3 separate regions of the Mus musculus genome follow, and regions 2 and 3 are each linked to region 1. Evidence: chromatin contacts called from ENCODE POLR2A ChIA-PET data. All regions are on one chromosome and are shown on one strand. The core of a region is the stretch at or near the end of the contact, and the rest is flanking DNA. Distances in the headings are between cores, read along the strand shown.

Evidence for each region. ChIA-PET counts read pairs that join two places held with the same protein, here RNA polymerase II (POLR2A).
Region 2: POLR2A ChIA-PET joins it to region 1 with 25 read pairs in embryonic stem cell. The contact joins the promoter of Nacc1 here to the promoter of Calr in region 1. POLR2A ChIA-PET finds 5 or more read pairs at or near these places in 3 of 5 experiments (Patski and embryonic stem cell).
Region 3: POLR2A ChIA-PET joins it to region 1 with 20 read pairs in embryonic stem cell. The contact joins the promoter of Tnpo2 here to the promoter of Calr in region 1. POLR2A ChIA-PET finds 5 or more read pairs at or near these places in 4 of 5 experiments (Patski and embryonic stem cell).

The regions. Positions count from the first base shown.
Region 1 is chr8:84,844,532-84,848,826 of GRCm38, reverse strand. Calr (calreticulin) reads left to right here and starts at 1,896. Exons shown (of 9, transcript NM_007591.3): 1 at 1,896-2,119; 2 at 2,476-2,577; 3 at 2,762-2,965; 4 at 3,862-3,956; 5 at 4,044-4,253. The coding sequence starts at 2,029. 1700122E12Rik (a long non-coding RNA gene) reads right to left here and starts at 1,680. Exons shown (of 3, transcript XR_106144.5): 1 at 1,507-1,680; 2 at 532-757.
Region 2 is chr8:84,684,990-84,689,413 of GRCm38, reverse strand. It overlaps Nacc1 (nucleus accumbens associated 1, BEN and BTB (POZ) domain containing), which reads left to right and starts at 1,552. Exons shown (of 6, transcript NM_025788.3): 1 at 1,552-1,739. Trmt1 (tRNA methyltransferase 1) reads right to left here and starts at 167. Exons shown (of 17, transcript NM_001164559.1): 1 at 65-167.
Region 3 is chr8:85,035,517-85,040,293 of GRCm38, reverse strand. It overlaps Tnpo2 (transportin 2 (importin 3, karyopherin beta 2b)), which reads right to left and starts at 3,401. Exons shown (of 25, transcript NM_001364032.1): 1 at 3,317-3,401; 2 at 1,805-1,959. The coding sequence starts at 1,903.

The DNA.
Region 1 (4,295 bases), core at 647-3,146:
GTTTGTGTGCATGTACCTGCATTACACATCACAACATAGTGTGGAGGTCAGAGGACACCGGCTCTCACCGTCCACCTTATCTGACACAGGGTCTCTCTTCTTTTCTCCTGCTGCATTGCAAGCAAGCTGGTCAAGTGTGATTCTCATGTTCCTGCCTGCTATCCTGCTGAAGTATACTGCGTTTACAGTTGTGCATTACCACATTCAGGGTTTGTTTTTTTTTTAAAGCTTTTAATTTTTATTTTATTTGTATAGATGTTTTGCCTGCACGTATGTCTCTGTACTATTTACACATCTGGTGCCCACAGAATAGGGCTTCAGACCCTCTGAAACTCAAATTACCTGGTTTTGATCCTTCATGTGTGTGTGCTGGGAATAGGACTGGGGTCATTCAGAAGAGCAGCCAGTGCTCCAAACCAATCTCTCCTGTCCTTTATTTCATTGTGTTAAAGCAGTGTATCATTTAACCCAGGCTGGCCTCAAACTCACTATGCAGCTGAGAACTGAACTTTTGACCCCTGCTTCACTCACCGTCTTGGGTACTAGGACAAAGCAGAAGGCATCAAGCATATGTGTCAGTGGCACAGGACTGGAGGGAGGGTCAGGTCAGTCACAGGTCTGTCAAGATCATGTTGAACTTGGGTGTCCTCCAGTGGGACCTTCACCAGCAATGCTGAGTTCTGTACACTGCCTGGGGGACAGGGTGGAGACCCAGCTTCTTGACCTCAAGTGTCATTGCTTGACTGAGTTCCTCTCACTGCAAAGGAAGCACGCCATTTTTGTAAGGATTCCTTCTGCGCAGTTCATAGTCTTGTTTCAGGGTTCCCAATTCCTCAGTTTGGAAACACCTCCCATCCCCCATCCCCTACAGGTACTGTTCTTCCTCCTCCAGGCAGCAGGCAGAGTCACATGATTTGAGTCAGAGGACTCCAGATCCAAGGGTCCTGCTTATCTCACTAGAACTATCACCATAGCCATCTGTGTCCTTTTTCCTCCTCAAACGGCACCCCTTGCCTTCTGCCGTTTATTGCAAAAGCCAAGTCGTTTGTGGGAGACCACAAGAAGTGACTCCTTTCATTCTCCAGCTTAAGAGAAAGAGAAAAAAAAAAAAAACAAAAATCAAAAAACCCCTACTTCTCACCCAAGAAAACACGCTTACACTCACACCCCTGAGACTTCTGTGTTTCCTGCTCTTGAACCGTGGACAGCCCTAAAAGGTTTAAAAGCATTTCTGTCAAGATAGCTCAGGGTCACCCCTGTTGGCTTCTGACATTTCAGGGAGGCGAAATGACTTGTATCATGTCACACAGGCTGCAGGGAACTACGGGACGAGAGGAGAAAGCTGGTACGTTCTCTATGGCCTGAACAACTGTGGAACCAGAATGCAGCGAAACCTCAGGATCCTGGCTGGCCCTTGACCTTATCCTGAATAGGAAACGCTCGCCATCGGTGGGCGTTCCCTAGGTGCAGGACAGACGGAACGTGAAAGTTGCAAATAATCCTTACTTCTTCCCTCTGACCAGAGAGGATGGGAAAGGGCCGAAGCTAAGGACCCGTCTCGGTCCCGCACCGCACGGTTAACACCTGGTACCGCTCGCGCGGATTCTTTAAACGACTCCTAGCGAGCCAGAGACTCTCAGCAGCAAGGGCGGGGTTGGGCTGAGGTTCAGTCACGTGACCGTGCCTGAGTGGGCTAGCGGCCCCCACCCCACCAGGGGGCGTCCCCCACAACGCGTGGTCGACCCTCATTGGCCCATAGTGCGACCAATAGAAATCAGCCATCTGGGATCCCAGCGTTCCGAGCCACAGCCTAACTTGCTGAGCCAACTGGGAAGCAATGGAAAGGGACAGCTGTAGGTCTAAACCAGTCAAAAGGACCGAGGGGCGGGCTCAGCGGCTGTGTCAGGTTCGGGTGAGAGGTAGGTGAATATAAATTGAAGCGGCGGTGGCCGCGTCCGTCAATACCGCAGAGCCGCTGCCTGAAGATCGTCTTAAAAGGCCTGTGTGCCGCCGCCCCCTCGGCCCGCCATGCTCCTTTCGGTGCCGCTCCTGCTTGGCCTCCTCGGCCTGGCCGCCGCAGACCCTGCCATCTATTTCAAAGAGCAGTTCTTGGACGGAGGTAAGGTCTGGGCCCGTCTCGAGGCCGCTTAGCGACTGCTGGGCCCCGAGACCTCGGCTGCCTCGTCGTGTGTAATGTAATTACCGTTCAGAGGGCCAACACTGTGGCCCCAGAGGGACTAGGGCCGCGGGCGGTTCCATGTGTGCGTCCTTGTGGGACTAGGAAGGCTCAGCCGTTTCCCGCCCCCAGAGTTAGGATTCGTCCAAGGACCTGAAGCCCATCGAGATGTCAAGTTTGAGGTTGGGATGGGAATCCCCTTCCCCACCCCCACCTGCTTGTAGCTCCTGACAGACGTTGGTTATGGGGGCGGGGGTCGGACGGCCCCGCTAATCTGACTCTATGCCCTTCCCTTTCAGATGCCTGGACCAACCGCTGGGTCGAATCCAAACATAAGTCCGATTTTGGCAAATTTGTCCTCAGTTCTGGCAAATTTTACGGGGACCTGGAGAAGGATAAAGGTACAAGGGAGTGGGTGCAGGACAACTTCCTGGAGGAAGCTGTAGTCAGCACATACATCTTGTTGGGGCTTTTCCCAGGAACACGGGAGCCAAGGACAGGTGGAGGAAGGAAGGGAGGTCAGCCGTGCCCCTCTAGGTCTAGGGTATTCCGGGTTCACCTGATGACAGTCCCATTTCATCACAGGGCTGCAGACAAGCCAAGATGCCCGATTTTACGCACTGTCCGCCAAATTCGAACCCTTCAGCAATAAGGGCCAGACACTGGTGGTACAGTTCACGGTGAAGCATGAGCAGAATATCGACTGTGGGGGCGGCTACGTGAAGCTGTTTCCGAGTGGTTTGGACCAGAAGGACATGCATGGAGACTCAGAATATAACATCATGTTTGGTGAGGGGCCCCCAGCCAGTGCTGACCTCTGCCGGTTGGACAGTGGGTGCAGACTGAAACCCTTTGTAACCAGAATGCTGATCTTCATACCATGGAAAGCACTTGAATGATGAAAATTTTTGTCCTGAAGGACAACTTTATTAGTTGGTGTACAATATTACTTGAAGACTTATATTGTTCATTTGTATGATATTTTCTACGTGTTAATAATTTTAGAAATGATGCTAATGACAGGGTCTAAAAATCAGTGAAAAATCTGAGCATGTGCATATTTCTTCTGTACTCAAGTATGAAAGGGTGTGCTAGTGTGAAGGTCAGAGGGCAACTTTGGAAATCTCTTTTGTCATCTGGGTTCTAGGATCAAATTTGGATTGTCAGGCTTAGTGGCAAGTACCTAATTTACCACTGAGCCATTTGCTGGCCCCAGAATGGTAATCGTTTCAGATTTGTAGTCTTTTATGCCTTTAATGGATGCATTGAAGTCAGATGTATAACTGTTCCTGAACAGTTAGGACTTTGTATAGAGAACCTGTCTCAAAAAAACAAACAAACCCCAACCAAAACAGGTTTTTATTTCTGGATAGCGATGGCTGTGTATATGTGTAATTCCAGCATTCAGACCACTGAAGTAGATCAGAACTTTAAAGGCAGCTTCAGTTAAATGTAACAGTCTCCTCTGTCAAAAATAAAATAAGAGCTGGAGATAGAATTCAGTGGTTTCAGAGAACACAAGCTCAGTTCCCAGCACTCACACAGTGTCCTGTGACTCCCGTGCCCACTTCAGACCTCTGCAGGCTCCTGTGTATGCATGGTATATAGTCACAAATAGATGAGGTTAGGTCTCCCTTTCTCAAAGGATAGAGCCTGCCATCAGCCTGCATATGCTTCCTACATAGGTCCGGACATCTGCGGTCCTGGCACCAAGAAGGTTCATGTCATCTTTAACTACAAGGGCAAGAATGTGCTGATCAACAAGGATATCCGGTGTAAGGTGTGCCTGGGGTAGTCATTTAAATGGCTGTCATGGGAGGTCCCGGCAGCCTGGTGGGAGGGACTGCTCACCTCCTTCCCTCTTCAGGATGATGAATTCACACACCTATACACACTGATTGTGCGGCCAGACAACACCTATGAGGTGAAAATTGACAACAGCCAGGTGGAGTCAGGCTCCTTGGAGGATGATTGGGACTTTCTGCCACCCAAGAAGATAAAGGACCCTGATGCTGCCAAGCCGGAAGACTGGGATGAACGAGCCAAGATCGATGACCCCACAGATTCCAAGCCTGAGGTTAGTGTTGGGAGGGTAGCTCCACCTCTGTCATAGAATGGA
Region 2 (4,424 bases), core at 303-2,802, 160 kb after region 1:
CCACCACACCCACACACCCACCCACCCACCCACCCACCCGGACAAGCGTCTCCCTTCCGCTCACAGGATCCAACGAGTCACGGTGCATGCTTCTCGCATTAGGGCCTGGGAGCCGCCATGTTGGCAAAGAGGGCGGGCCAATCACATGACAATAACTGACCAATTAGAGACATTACCTACAGTGGGCGACCAGGGTCAAGACTCTTCTAGGGAAGGAAGTGCGCAGGCTACACTACACCAGTGATTCTTAATAATACAACTCTTCTACAAGGGAGTTTCACTAGTTTAATTCAGGGCAAAAAGCGGAGGCACTCTGCACCTTTAGATGTCTTCTGTGTGCACCTTGTAGGTTAACTCAGGCTCTAGAATAGTATTCACTGTCTTTGAATCTCAGTCCCACCACGTACTCTGGGCAAGTTAATTAAAATGTAAGGCTCCTATTTCCCTTACCTGTTAAATAGGAATCTTAGCTGTCAAGGGCAAAGATTAAATAACCGAATGCCTGGGAAGTGTGCAAAGGAGCCACTCAGACTGAGTGTTGGCCTAATGTATGCATCAGGAAAATATGGAGATCCGGGATGTGAGAGTTATCTTAGCTTGCCTTGCTATATGTTATCTGTTAATTGGGGGTAGAGGGCACTCTTAATCCAGGTTGTCCTGGAGTTATATAGCCCAGGGCAGATTAGAGTTTCCTGCCTCAGTCTCTCATATGGTGAGATTTCAGGCATTTCTACCAGGCCCAACGGTACTTATTTTGTTTCAAAATTTTATTTTTTTGTTATTTTTGTGTATGTGTGCAGTTGTGTGTAAGTCCTCAAAGAGCAAAAAGGTGATAGTTTCTAGAACTGTAGCCATCTGACATGACTGCTGGGAACTGAACTCTATTCAACAAGAGCAGTACACACTCTTAATTTTTTTGAGACAGGGTTTCTCTGTGTAGCCCTGGCTGTCCTGGAACTCACTCTGTAGACCAGGCTGGCCTCGAACTCAGAAATCCTGCCTCTGCCTTCCAAGTGCTGGGATTAAAGGTGTGTGCCACCATTGCCCGGCCAGTAGACACTCTTAATCCAGTCCGCACTCTTCTGTTCTTGACTCTGCTACCCATCCAAAAAGTAGTCAGGCCTCTCTAACATTAGTTATAAGACGTATAATTATCTGAGTTAGTGCAAAATGCTAACAGAACTTCACATCGCATAAGCATCCTGAGTTTTCACTTTATTAACCTCTTGAACCTAAGTTTAAATCTTCGTATTCACTTTCCTGTGATCTTGATAGTTTACTCAGCTCAGCTCCATGAAACCTCATTTCCACAAAGAGCCTAAACTGTTCCTGGAACAACAGTTGTTCTCATTTTACAAGAAACTGAAGCTCCAAGATACAGAGCAACCTGTCCCGCAGTCACTCAACTTAGCCCGTCTACAGAACCGAGACCCGGGAGGAAAGAGGAGCTGGTGAGAACCGAAGCGCTCGAAGCGCGGCTAAGCTTGCCTAAGGGGCGGGGCCGAGGCAGTTTTCCTCCCTGCCGGCAGCGCCGTGCGCTTCCTCGGCGCTCGGCTGGGGCGGCCTGGCCCACAATGAATGGCCGCCGCGGCTACCACTGCTGCTGAGGCGGAGGCCGCGGAGGCCGCAGAGGCGGAGGCCGAGGCCGAGGCGCAGGGAGGCGCGCCCCGGGCCCAGGCCCGGCCCCAGCTGCCGCTGCGGAGCCCGCCGGGAGGCCCCGGAGCGCGGCCACAGCGCAGGTGAGATGGCCCGCCCCAGGCCCAATTCCGGCCTCCTCCCGCCCGGGGCGGCCCGAGGACATCAGAGGTTCCGGCGGAGGGCCGAGAGGCGAGGCCTCCGGGCGCCCTGCTGCGAACCAGAAGCCGAGCCCGCGGCGCTGACAGCGGCGGGAGGGCAAGAGTGAGATGGCCGAATCTCAGCTGGCGGCCTACAGCGTCCAGCCCGCGGGCCCGGCCCGCAGGGCTTGAAGGCCGCTCGGGGGAGGCGCGGGTCGCGGGATCCTTGAAGTCTCAGGGCCGGAGGGGGTAATCGCGTGGAGCCGGCAGGCGAGGCTGGAGGGGGGAGGGGAGGCCTCGGGCTGGCGGGGGGTGGGAGGGCGGAGGGCTGCGCCGCCCGAGGGAAAAGGCCTGGAGGGGTGCGGGAGGGCCGGAGCTTGCAGGTAGAGGGCGCTGGGGAAGGGGGTGGGCGGGTCAGGTTACAGGCCTTGGGGGGAGGTGAGGAAAAGCCCGGGAAGTTAGACTTGGGGGGGGGTGGGCGGAGCTTGCTCGAGTGGGGGCGGATTGGAGAGAGCCCTAAGATATTTGCAGGGGGTCGCACGAGGTCAGAGACTAGAGATGTGCGGGTAAACTCCGACGGGAGGGCATCAGGTAAGGCTGGGCGTGTTGGGAGTTTGCAGGCGGCCCAGGGCCTATGGTTTAGGATGTGGGGAGCAGGTTAGGAAAACCTGGTGTGAGCTAAGGGATCTGCCCCCCCCACACACACACATCTCCGTATGTTTGCTTAGGGTCAGAACCGGGGGGGGGGGGTTCCTCTTTCCCACGCCTCTTCTCTGACACCTTGGCCAACTGCTAACAAGGACAGGCCAGCGGCTGGATGGGAGTTAGCGTGGGCTGCACCGGATACCTAGTTCAAACATCTTGTTTTCGGTGTGTATGGCCCCTACTCAACCCACCGCCCTACCCCACCCACTATGGAGGCAGCCCAGCAGACATTACCTGATTATTCTAGAGTCCTGAAATCGTTCTCAGCCTTCTGGCGCCGGAACCTGGGGGCTCCAGTCTAGAAGATGAGCCCTCACAGCGTTGCAATACGCCCTAGCTTTCCAGGCCCAACCTGCTGCCTGGGCCTGAATTCTGTCTCCTCCTGGGAGATAAAATATTCTGTCGCCTCCTGGGATGGTGACTGCCTGAAGCTCTGTTGTGTCTTTGAGACAAAACAGGTACCTACACATCCTGACTTGTGCCTGGGGGAGGGAGAAGGAGGGCTCCTGGTCCCAGGGCCTTCCCTCCCTCCTTGGTGCCCCTTCTAGGGCAGGTTGTATGCTAAGCGTGGAACCAGCTAGTTCATTGATTACTCGCCACCGCTGGGTCTTTGGCTTTCTCTTTTCAGAGAAAGAAGCTGGGGTTCGGGGCGGGGCTTGTCCCTGGTCATATGACTAGACTGTGGCCTATGCCTATTAAGTCAAGTTCGCCCTCCTTGGGTATCAGCAGAGAAATTCCTGCTGTTCCAATTCCCTGTTGGAGTCTTCTTGGACCTGGCCTTTCCTGGGCTCTCTAGACCGGCTCAGTCAATCCCCTTGCAGTAGTTCCAAGGAACTGTGTGTGGGCTTCTTCATCCTGCTCATACCTTCTCTCCCATCCCGCATCTGGGAGTCAGGGGCACGGGGCTCATGAAAGTGCTGGTTCTGCTGCAGGAAGTGGTTGTAGAAGAGGGTGGTAGTGGTTTGGGAGTGAGATTTTGCTTTGCCTGGACTTTGTGCGCCTTACTTTGGTTTCTTAGCACACTGCTCCAACTCTAGACTAATTGCAAGGTTAACAGTGTGTTCCTTGTTTTGGAAGGGTAAAGTTTTTGTTTTAGTGTTGTTTTTTTGGTTGATGTTACTCTAGCTCAGGCTGACCTTGAACTTATTATAGCCTAACTAGTCTTAAACTATAGCCCTCTTGCCCATCAGCCCAGTGCGGGGATTGTATAGGAATGAGGACCACACACTGTCTTGGTGACTTTGACTGGACATCCTCAGCACCAGAGTCAGCTACAAACTTCTGGGTTGCTGGTATCAGGCAGTACTGGGTTTATTGATGATTTTCTTGAGTCTCCATTTTCCCTCTTATCCTTGGAGTTTCCAGAACTCCACCATCTTCTGGGCCATGCCCTCCAGCCTGGTCTCTTGATGGGGGAGGGGAGCTGAGGACTGGTCCAGCAGCCTGTGTTACAGAACTTGGTGCTTTCAGATTGTTTTCTCTGCTGCTGCAGCTCTCCAGGAAAACCCCCCTCTTGCCTCTCAGTTGTCTCTGTTAGTTGGGCTGATATCACCTCAGCATCTTTAGAATTACCTTTATTCTCACCACTGGCTGCTGCTGCTGCAACTTTGCTTTAGCTGTTGATGCACAGAGACCGATGTGGACCAAGGGGAACTGCTGGGGCATAGACTGGCTGGCTGTTCCTAGGCCTTAATGAGTCAGGTATCCAGGACAGATGGTGTCAACTAGTTACAGCTGGAATGCAAAACTGGTGGGAGTTGGCCCTGCAGTATGAAGGCAGAAATGGCCAGGTGGCCCCTCCACATGCAACTAGAACAGAAGGTGCACTGGTCATATCTGCTCTTCAGTGAGGACCTTAGGCAAGCCCAGCCTCCGCTAAAGTGGTCAGTTTGCTTTCAGTGTTTTGTGCCCACTCCCTTGCTGAAAACTGAAGAAGCAGTTCTG
Region 3 (4,777 bases), core at 2,152-4,651, 190 kb before region 1:
ACTTGAGAGGCAAGAGCCTTTCTTAGGCAATATTCTCCCAGTGCCACATTGCTCAGAATGCTAGTGACCAAATCAATTAGGCAGCCAACTCCTCAGATAATACTCATCAATTCAATTTCTAACCTCAGCACCACAGGGCCTTCTCAGGAGGATCAAGTCCACACAGGAACTAGGGCACATGTCTGAACTCCTGCATGACCCTTATATCCTTACCAGGACAGGAGAGGGCTAGGCTTCTCTTAAACTGGCAGCTGCTACTCACTTCTGATCTTGGCATTCCAGTGATGCCTGCTTTTCTCAAGCAGAATGGAAGGCTATTTGAGTGTGGTGCATGCCTAAAACCCTAGCCCCAGGGAAGCTGAGGCAGGAAGATCACTCTTAGTTTAGGGAGAACCTGGCTACATATTTAGTTCTAAACTAATCTGTTATATTAAAAGACCATGACTAAAAAAAAGAAAGAAAGAAAAAGAAAAAGAAAAGAACAAGAAAAACCAGCCAAGGGGTCTCAAGTGGTAAAATATGCATCTAGCATGTGTGAGACCAGACCACTGAGTCTCCAGTGCCATTAAGAGAAAACTAAAGCTGGGCATGGTGGCACACGCCTTTAATCCCAGCACTTGGGAGGCAGAGGCAGGAGGATTTCTGAGTTCAAGGCCAGCCTGGTCTACAAAGTGAGTTCCAGGACAGAAACCCTGTCTCAAAGAGAGAAAGAAAGAAAGAGAGAGAGAGAGAGAGAGAGAGAGAGAGAGAGAGAGAGAGAGAAAACACAAGTGAATGGCTGAGTTTCAGGAGCAGGACTTTGGGGTGCAGCTCAAGAATAAAGCAAGTGGCTAGCATGCTCTAGGCTTGTATGTTCCAGTCTCAGCCCTGCAGGAAAAGGTGATGGACTAGTCCCATTTTCAAGTGAAATTTGATACTGCTTCAAACATTCAATTTTTTTATTTGAGAAAGTTTTCATAAGACCAGGTTACTCCTAAACTCCGAGATTCACTAGCTTCTGCCTCCTGAACGCTGTGATTAAAGGTGGATGCTGTCATGACCATATATCATTTAAAATTCTGATCTTACTCTAATTTGCTTCTCTGTTGCTGTGATAAAACACTAAGGGTTTGTTTTAGCTCATCATTGGGAAGTCCCAAGGTAGGAACTCCAGGAATATAACTGAAGAAGAAACCTCTGCATAAAGCTGCTTACTGGTTCCTTCCCCGACTCACATCCACCAACCTTTCTTATACAGACCAGCATCAATTATTATCAAGAAAATTTCCCACAGCCATGCCCACAGGCCAATCTGATTGAGATAATTTTTCAACTGAAGGCCCCTCTTCATAGGTGTATCAAATTAATAACAAAACTAATCTATATCTATCTACATATATATGTATATGATATAAAGAGCTCTTAGGAAAAAAGTTTTCAACTTCAAAAACACTCATGTTGCAACTCCAACGTCCCTACCTATCTACCCTCATTCTGACAAGGCATACCACTAAAATCTGCGATGGCTGGACTTCTTAACCCTGGGTCCTTGCTGAGGCATTTTCCCTGTTTAAGCCTCCAGGTTCCCGTCTGTTAAAGGAAAGTTACCAACACTCAACAGTTACAGGATTAAGTACTCAGTGAACATCAGACATGCCCATCATTTTCTCCACTCCAGAAATGGAACCAAAGACCTAAACCTTTAATTCATGTTCTCTCTCAGCAGAAAAAGTCTGGGAATCAAGAAGTAGTCCCTCCCTCTCTGGCCTTCACGAGGTGCAGACATCGGCACTGTTCCGTGAGCCCCGGAAGGAAAGAAGGATACATCCTGCACAATGCGCTGAGTAGCTGTGTTGGGCGACTGCGAGTCTTTGAGAAGCTGCAAGACCTGCTGCAGGCCCTGCTCGTCTGGCTGCCAGTCCATGGCGCAAGGCGAACTGCAGGGGTAGGAGCCTGGATCAGCGCTGGGTCGCTGGAGTTCTGTGTGAGACCCAAGTTGAGTCCCCGAGGCAGAGGCGGCTGCATGCAGACGCAAGCGCTCTCCGCCGAGAAGCGGAGGCCTCCAATCCGCGCCTGTCCAAGTGCGGGGTCCCCGCCAGCTAAGCCATCCTCGGCCACGCAGTCGCGGGCTCGGGAGTGCGAGTGGGGGGAATATAAAAGCGGGCCATCAGGACCAGCGGCGGGGGCGCGACGGATCCACATCGAGCCTAACGAGGAACCCTCTTTCCAAAGCGATCCACGCCACCGCCGCCCCCGGTTACGGGCCTCACGGCTTCCGCCTCCCTCCAGGGCGAGGGGCCCCGCCCCAGCGGTCTTTCAGGTGAAGGCTCAGTCCACGAGGATTCCCTTCCCCAAAATCCAGCCTTCCAGCTCCACTAGATGCCAGCCGCCTCCTAGATTTCTGAGCTCCTCTAGGTCCCTAAGCGCCCAGATCTTGCTCATCCCTGCTCCCTCTTCTAAACCGGCTCTACAAGCTCAGTAGACGCCACATGGCCCCCTTTCTGACCTAGACGCGGCCCTGTGACCCTCCTTAACCAGAATACAAGCAATACCCGATAGGTTTCCAATGTCTCTTTGAATGAGAGCCAGTCAGAATCACCCAACCCACGACCAAAGCCCCCAATGCCCGCTGCCTGCCCCCAATCAGATCTGGCCAAGCTTCTCTAGCTCTTACCCTCCGCCCCAGTCAGCAGGAATTAATGCTGACGGACCTCTGGCAGCTCCCCCAATCAAATTCCCCTAAGCCCCCTCCCACCCCCTCACCCCCGATCACTTCACGTCGGAGACCCCATCCGTCCAATCCCTGCAGCTTCCCTTACAGAGTCCCGCACAAACACCCGCCCGGTGCGCTACCCTCAACGGATCCCACCACCGCCTCGCAGCCAGACTCAGCAAAGCCCTCTGGTCTCAAGTCTGACGCCCCTCCCTATTAGGACTAAACAACCTTCCCCTCTCAACTTTCAAGGCTGTCTCCCCCGAATCAGACCCAACCAAGCCCCGCCGAAACAGATCCCCACACACACCCGATCCACGCGACGTCCCCCGACGATTCCCCCAATCAGCGCCCCTCCAGCCCGACCCCAGCCGCCCCACTGGCCCGCATCTCGTGGCACCCGAACCTGCCCGGGCGCCGAGGCCCCACCCCTTGAGATCAGATCAGCTCCCCCTCCCCCGCCCGGCCCGTTCTGCCGGCCTCGAGAGCTGGCCCAACCCGGTACCCCGCCTCTCAGCCGGGCGCGACCCCGACGCCTGGGCGGCGCGCGGCGCAGGCCCAGAACCCAGGGAGGTTCGAGGCGAGCTGAAGCCAAGGGGCCCCGGCCGAGCGAGGCCCACCTACCAGGCCCCGGGAGGCAGCGGCGGCGCCTAAGTGCTGCAGCTTCTCCAGAGGCTCGCGCGGAAGGAGGGAGCCAGAGGCAGGGAATTAAAAAAAAAAAAAAAAAAAAAAAATTAAACGCGGCCGAAATGAACAATTTCGGCTTCCGTACGCCGTTCAAACTGGCCTACCAAAGCCAATCGGAGAGCGAAGCACTCACACGTGATCTGGCACAGAGTGGCCCTGGCCAAGTTGAGTCACGTGAGAGAATAAGTACCGCCTCTAGGCCTCTCTTGCCATTAGGTCCTCCCAGCGTCTCGTTTCCTTTTCCTTACTGCAGCTTTCTTCTTTCTTCTTTAACGTATATTGGTATTTTTGTCTGAACCATGTGCGCGCAGTGCCGTGGGGATCAGAAGATTGCATTGGATGCCTGTGAAGCTGGTGGTGGTGAGCCATGTGGATGCTGAAATCAAACCTGGGTCCTCTACGAGAGCCCACAGTACTCTTAACTGGCCCCAGCCCCACTGAGTTGCAGATTTTGCTGGAGCTAGAAATTTAGTAGTGCATGGGTGTTTTCGGTGTGTAATGGACCTAGGAATCCTTCAACTACAGCTAACCGTGTCCTTACTACAACTCCCTAAAATTTAAACTGTTCCGCAGTCCGGCGTGCCTCAGAACTGGATTGGGAGGGAGGGAGGGCAGGGATAGGGAATAAGGCAACAGTAGACCCCTCTGGTGCCAGGAAAGCTACATCACAAAACCCTTTGATCAAAAATAAGTTAAAATGAAGCCGGGCAGTGGCGGCGCACCCCTTTAACCCCAGCACTCCCTGATCTATGGAACTGGTTCCAGGACAGCCAAGGCTACACAGAGAAACTGGGGGAGGGGGTTAAAATGTAACTTTCTCTTTCGCTCCCCTAAACAGCACTACACCGACGTAAAGAGCAGGGCAGGCAGCTGGCGGTGCTGGATTTTACTAGAGCAACTGTCCTGTTATTGTTCAATGCTGTTTAAACACTTTTTACATGGGACTGAAAAATAACACGTGGCCATTTTTTGTTCTGTTTTTCGTGACAGGGTTTCTCTGTGTAGCTCTGGCTGTCCTGGAACTCAATCTGTAGTCCAGGCTGTCCTCGAACTGAGAATCCGCCAGCCTCTGCCTCCCAAGTGCTGGGATTCAAGGCATGCGCCACCGGATTTATGTTTGTTTTGCCTGCATTTATGTCTGCATCACGTTTCTGACGAGACAGTCAGGTGTTGAATCTCCTGGAACTAGAGCTACAAGACAGTTGTGAGCTGCCATATACGATTGCTGGCACTCAAAACCAGGGTCCTGTAGCAAAGCAACAAGTGCACTTAATCGCTGAGTCATCTTATTCAGCCCCTGGCAATAACTTCTAAAATAAAACAAGGCAGCTAAATTCGATCAGAAGACCTAATCCCTTAACCTACCTTAAAAGTGAGATGAGGATTGCCCAGAGCAAT